2 separate regions of the Mus musculus genome follow, and region 1 is linked to region 2. A link is a loop called in an ENCODE intact Hi-C map of the cell type or tissue named here. Cell type or tissue: left cerebral cortex. All regions are shown on one strand.

The links. Peaks named below come from ENCODE experiments on the same cell type or tissue, not always from the same donor. Only the 100,000 strongest peaks of a DNase experiment are listed, where the experiment ranks them.
Region 1: it touches region 2 in a loop (2.3-fold over the local background); 3 of 42 quality-filtered maps call a loop at or near these places.

Annotation. Positions count from the first base shown.
Region 1 is chr7:116,700,101-116,702,600 of GRCm38, forward strand. No RefSeq gene overlaps it. Among named protein-coding and RNA genes, the nearest start is that of Gm39074, 16 kb to the right of the region's middle. In left cerebral cortex, a CTCF peak has its summit at 1,541; DNase peaks (open chromatin) are centred at 1,129, 1,553 and 2,045; H3K27ac peaks cover 331 bases.
Region 2 is chr7:116,856,018-116,858,517 of GRCm38, forward strand. No RefSeq gene overlaps it. Among named protein-coding and RNA genes, the nearest start is that of Gm26054, 95 kb to the right of the region's middle. In left cerebral cortex, no CTCF peak of the experiment used is centred here; DNase peaks (open chromatin) are centred at 1,322 and 1,961; H3K27ac peaks cover 1,131 bases.

The DNA of each region.
Region 1 (2,500 bases), 160 kb before region 2:
GAGTCTGGGCAGGAGGGACAGGAGTGTAGAGAGCCCAGGGAGAGAGTGTTGCAGGTTCAGGACAGAGATTGAGGACATCTGAATAGGAGCTGGACTCAGGCTATTGGGAGAACGGGGTGAAAAAGGCATGAAAGCCTCAGGCAATGAGATGTTCCATTTTAGTGTCAGAAGTGAGGAAGACCTCTGTTAGGAGAAAAAAAAAGATGGGGTCACAAGTATGTAAGCCAGAGCAGATCTTCTCCCACCTAAATATTGCACATCTATCTATTTTCACTTACATTGAGCATGTGCCACCACACGTGTGAAAGTTGGAGGATAGCTTATTGTGTCCAGTTCTCTGCTTCCATCCTGTGGGTCCCAGGGATTGATCTCAGATATGTTAGTCTTAGCAGCAAGCACCTTACCTGCTGATCCATCTCTTGTGCCCTAGACCATTCCTTTTTTGTCTTCATAGTTTGTCTGTAAGTCCAAAGAGCAATCCTTTGTTTGCATAGGGATAAAGGAAGTAGAGCTAGCCTCAATAGCTACTGACTTTGTGTCCAGTACATTACCTGTATTGTTATTTACATTGGGTTCATTCACTGTGACACAGTCCTATTTATCTTTATCTTGCTATTACTATCTTCCTACTTGCTCAACCTCGGGGGCTCATGCAAGGAACGGTGGGTTAACTGCCCCCCCATCCTTTTTCTCACCAGTTGCACCCCCACTGTAGGCCACATGTTGTAGATATTGCTTTTTGTTATTTCTGCCCTTCCAGTCCCTCGTGAGGGTCTGATCCCAAATGGCAGGCGCTTTTCCTCCCCTAAGCGACTTGTCTGACTGAGGACTCAGTCCGTTTATGGCCTAGGGAGGTGTGATGGGTAGCTTTAATTATTGACTCGATGCTGTACAGACTCACCCGGGGGAGAGAGTTTCATTGGGGGATTGACCTGCCAGCAGGTCTGTGAGGGATTCTCTTGATTGTTAGTTGAGGTGGGAAGACCTAGCTGGAATGTGGGACGCACCATTTCACCGGCCGGGCTTTTAACGGCATGAGAGCAGAACATGAGAGCAGAACGGCTGAGCGTGAGTAGGTAGGCAGCGTGGGCGGATTCGTTCCCTTCCGCTCTTGGCTTTGCATGCGTTCCTGCCCCGACTTTCCCTTAACGATGGACTATAGACTGGAATTGTGAGCCAAATAAGCCCTCCCTTCCAGCTAAGTTGCTTTTTGCTAGAATACCTTTTGTCACAGCAACAGATGCAAAGCCAAGAGTCAAGAGAATAGTGTTTTTTGTTTGCTTCATGTTCTATGCCAGCTTATACAGTTTTTCTTATTTAATCCTCTGTTCACCGAGTGAGGTTGGCATGGTAATCTTTGCTTTGCAAATAAAGAAAAAAAATGCCCAGCACTACCCAGCTACGGAAGTGACTTGGTCTGAACACAAATCCCATGAGTCCCTGGCAGTCTCTGGCCTCAACGGAGTCCTTCACAGATGGCCAGCTAGAGAGGAAACTTCGGCTGGTCTGAGAGAGCCTGCAGTGCCGCCCTCTGCTCCTAGATGGCGCTCAAGGCTCAGCTTCCAGGCCACACTAGGGGCTTCAGCCCTAAGGCTCTGTCTAAGACAAGCTGTGGAGTTTCTGCAACTATTTCAGGAAAGGAAGAAGCCTGTGTTGGAATCATTGTTCTGATTTTGTTTCCGTTTGCAAAGCCAGTCTTTCGTCTCTAAGCCTGCAGTTTATATGTAGCCATGCTAGACTGACAAGCTGAAGCCTGTGTGAGAGAGTGGGCAGACATCCCAAGTAGAAAATGAGGTAAATGGCGCTGTCTTCTGACCCTGTAATCAAAGTTGGCAAGACTTTGTAGATGTCAGCAGACCCTCCCCTGACCAGGGAAGAGAGACCTTTATCAGCAGAGGTGGGAAGAGCCTGTCATTTGGAGTCTGACCCCTTATTTTGTGGAGCTGGAGAGGAATGGCTGCATCACTGGACTCGGTTCGGGGGTTCCAGCGGGATTTTAAGCACCTTCTGCCTAGAGTGGGTGGGGTTAATGGGCACAGATGAGCGCAGCAGCTGGGCCCACAATGTGGGGAGGGACAGGAAGTTGGAGGTGCCTTTCTCTGTGGAGGCGGCAGTTACTCAGTCGCCTCCTTGGGGAGATGATGTATGGTCTAGATTTTAAAAAATCCTTAATGTTTACTTGATGTTAACTCCCAGTAAAAGAAAGTAAAAATGGTGTAGGTAAGGAATAAGAAAAGAAAAACATTAAGCAGAGTACAGGAGTCTTTGAGGGAAACTGAGGCGTCTTAGGTCAGTATCCCAGGAGGAAGGTAGACGGCAGCCAGACAAGGGCGTGCCAGCTTGGAAGGGTATTGGTAGCTAACTGGATGGATATTGGGCATAGCTGGCTCCACTTTTAGAGAAGTAGATGGGTGAGACCTGCCATTTTAAATTCCCATTTCCCCCTCAAAATCGTTCTAAGTGTGGGCATCTTCTTCCTGCTTTGTTGAGATTTGATCAA
Region 2 (2,500 bases):
GGTTGTACTAACCTCAAGACCCACACAGAGAGGAAGCATGCTGCGTGCTGCTCACAGGTTTCAGAGATGCACCGACTACCATGATAACCTGGAAAGTATGCCAAACTCTCTTGGTCTGCCAAAGGAAGACATGAGACTGACGTGCATGGCTGGTGGGCTGGCCTTCATCCCACTTCTGCTCTGGGGCATTATTCCACAGCTGTGGCTTGCCCTGCCTACCTCCCTTCAGGTAGTCATTTCTGGAGGTTAACCTCCATTCATCTGTCTAATTGGTGGTTCTGTTTGGCCAATAGAGTCTACTCTGCCTGTGACCAGAAGCTGGAAATGTGAGTGATCAGTCCCCAGCTTTGGCACACCTGATGAATGGCTCTGATGTGTGTATTCTGCACTGGGCTAGTGTGGTTGAATTATTACTTAGAATGAGAAGTTTTCTGACAGCACAGTCATTCTCTCCCTCCTTAGCATACCCATTATGTTCCTTCCTTTCTTGTCGTATGATTCATCTTAATTGTCAACTTGATTGGATTGATACTTGGCTTGGAGACATTGAAGGACACCCGTGATGGAGTTTCCAGGAATGATTAAATGATGAGGACTCTGACCTAAGCAAGGACTTCACCTTTTCATGGATTCATGGTATGATTGCATCTTTGGGAGATGGGAAAAGGAGGAGGTGGGGTCTAGTTGGAGGGAGTCATGACAATGGAAGGGCACCCTTGGGAGGTTATCCTTCCCTGGTCCCCATTACTTATTCCTGGCTGCCACTCTATGACTTCCTTTACTATGACATTGCTACCACACTGGACTGAGCAATCTGAAACCACATGTCATAAAAGAAATATTTCATTCCTGTCTGTTGTGTATGTCAGGTTATATGATCAGAAGTAACTCACAGACTTCTCTCAGCTCATGTGTCCTTGAACCTCTTATTGATAACTGCAAATTAATCCTTATTTTTGGATTCACTTGTTTAGAAGAACTCGATTAAAGACATGGGTATCCATCTGGAATGAATAGGAGGTCAGGCTTTTCCTTTCTTTTTCTACTTTTTTAGTCTTTTCTTGCTTTGTGTATTTGTGTATGTATGTTCATCTGTGTGCGTGTGTGCCACAGGAGAAGTGCAGGGGGTCAGAGAACAAGTTCAGGGTCCGTCTTACCTTCCAGCTTGTTTGCAGGCTCTCTCACGTTGCTCACTGTTGCATGTGGTAGGATAGATGTCCTACAAGTTTCTGGAGACTTGTCTACCTCTGCCTCCCACACTTGCACCGGAACACTGGGATTATAGATGCATATGCTACCCACATGTGCTACGCCATCCACCTGTCTGTGGATGCTTGGATCTAAGCTCAGCTTGTCAGATTTATATGCAAGCTCATTGCCTACTGAAACAGCCTCTCAGCCCTGGCTTTCTCTTTCTTGTGAACATAATTCATGTGGGCTTTCCAGGAAAATGGTTTGAGATAAAAAAGAGACCGAGCATCTAGGCTAAAAAAAAAAAAAGTCTCCTCTCACACAAAAGCTAAATGGCCTGGCCTATAAAGAGTCATCTTGGGTCAGATCTTCCTTGGAAATAGAATGAGGTCTCCAGAGTAAGACACCCTTAGAAGAAAATTCACCATAACCATTAACGGAGGTTTGTAAATTCTGGGACCGCTCTTCTGCTTCTGGAAGTTTGAAGTATGATATTCTTACTTTTATTCCTAAGGGAAAAGCTTGTATAAATCTCTGCTTTTAATTAACAACATGTAGTTAAACTAATATTGGTTCATTAGGTAGCATGACAATTTCTACTGAGGATAACTTTCAAAGGAAGGAAAGACCAACCTGATCTATGCAGGCTGTAAAACATCATCTTTCAAGCAGTTTAGCAGAGGCAAGACAAGACCGATTTATTTAGATCGTTAACCTCAGGAATTCACACCATAGAGCTGTTTTCAGGGTTTGTAGAATGGCTGCTTGGCTCCCATCCACGCAGAAGAAGAAACTAGGCTGGAGAGATGGCTCAGTCTGTAACTGTTGCTACATAGGCATGACCGCCTGAGTTCTACCTCCTACACCCACCTGAGAAAGCTGAGGTGACTTTGTTCTCCTGTAACCCCAGATCTGGAGATTCAGAGGCAGAGATAGGGTCTTTCTGGACCTTGCTGGCCTGCGAGTCTAGCAGAATCAGAGAGCTCCAGCTTCAATGACAAGATACTCTCTCAAAAACTAAGGTAGAGAGAGATTGAGGATGACATCTGATTAGGATATAGTCATATAGATGTGTATATATGTGGAAATCCATCCAAAGTACATACATTATGATTTATGTATCTCTATAACACTATACAAAAACGCAGTTTGAAAAGAAGCAAACCAAATAAGAAGCAGTATCAAGAAAGCAGTTATAAGCTAAAGATACAAAGAGAAAACAAGGATGAGGAGAGAGTAGGAGATGAGGCTTGTGCCAGGGTGTCAAAGGCAGAGTGAAAGAGATAGAGAGGTAGACTAGGAAGCCAGT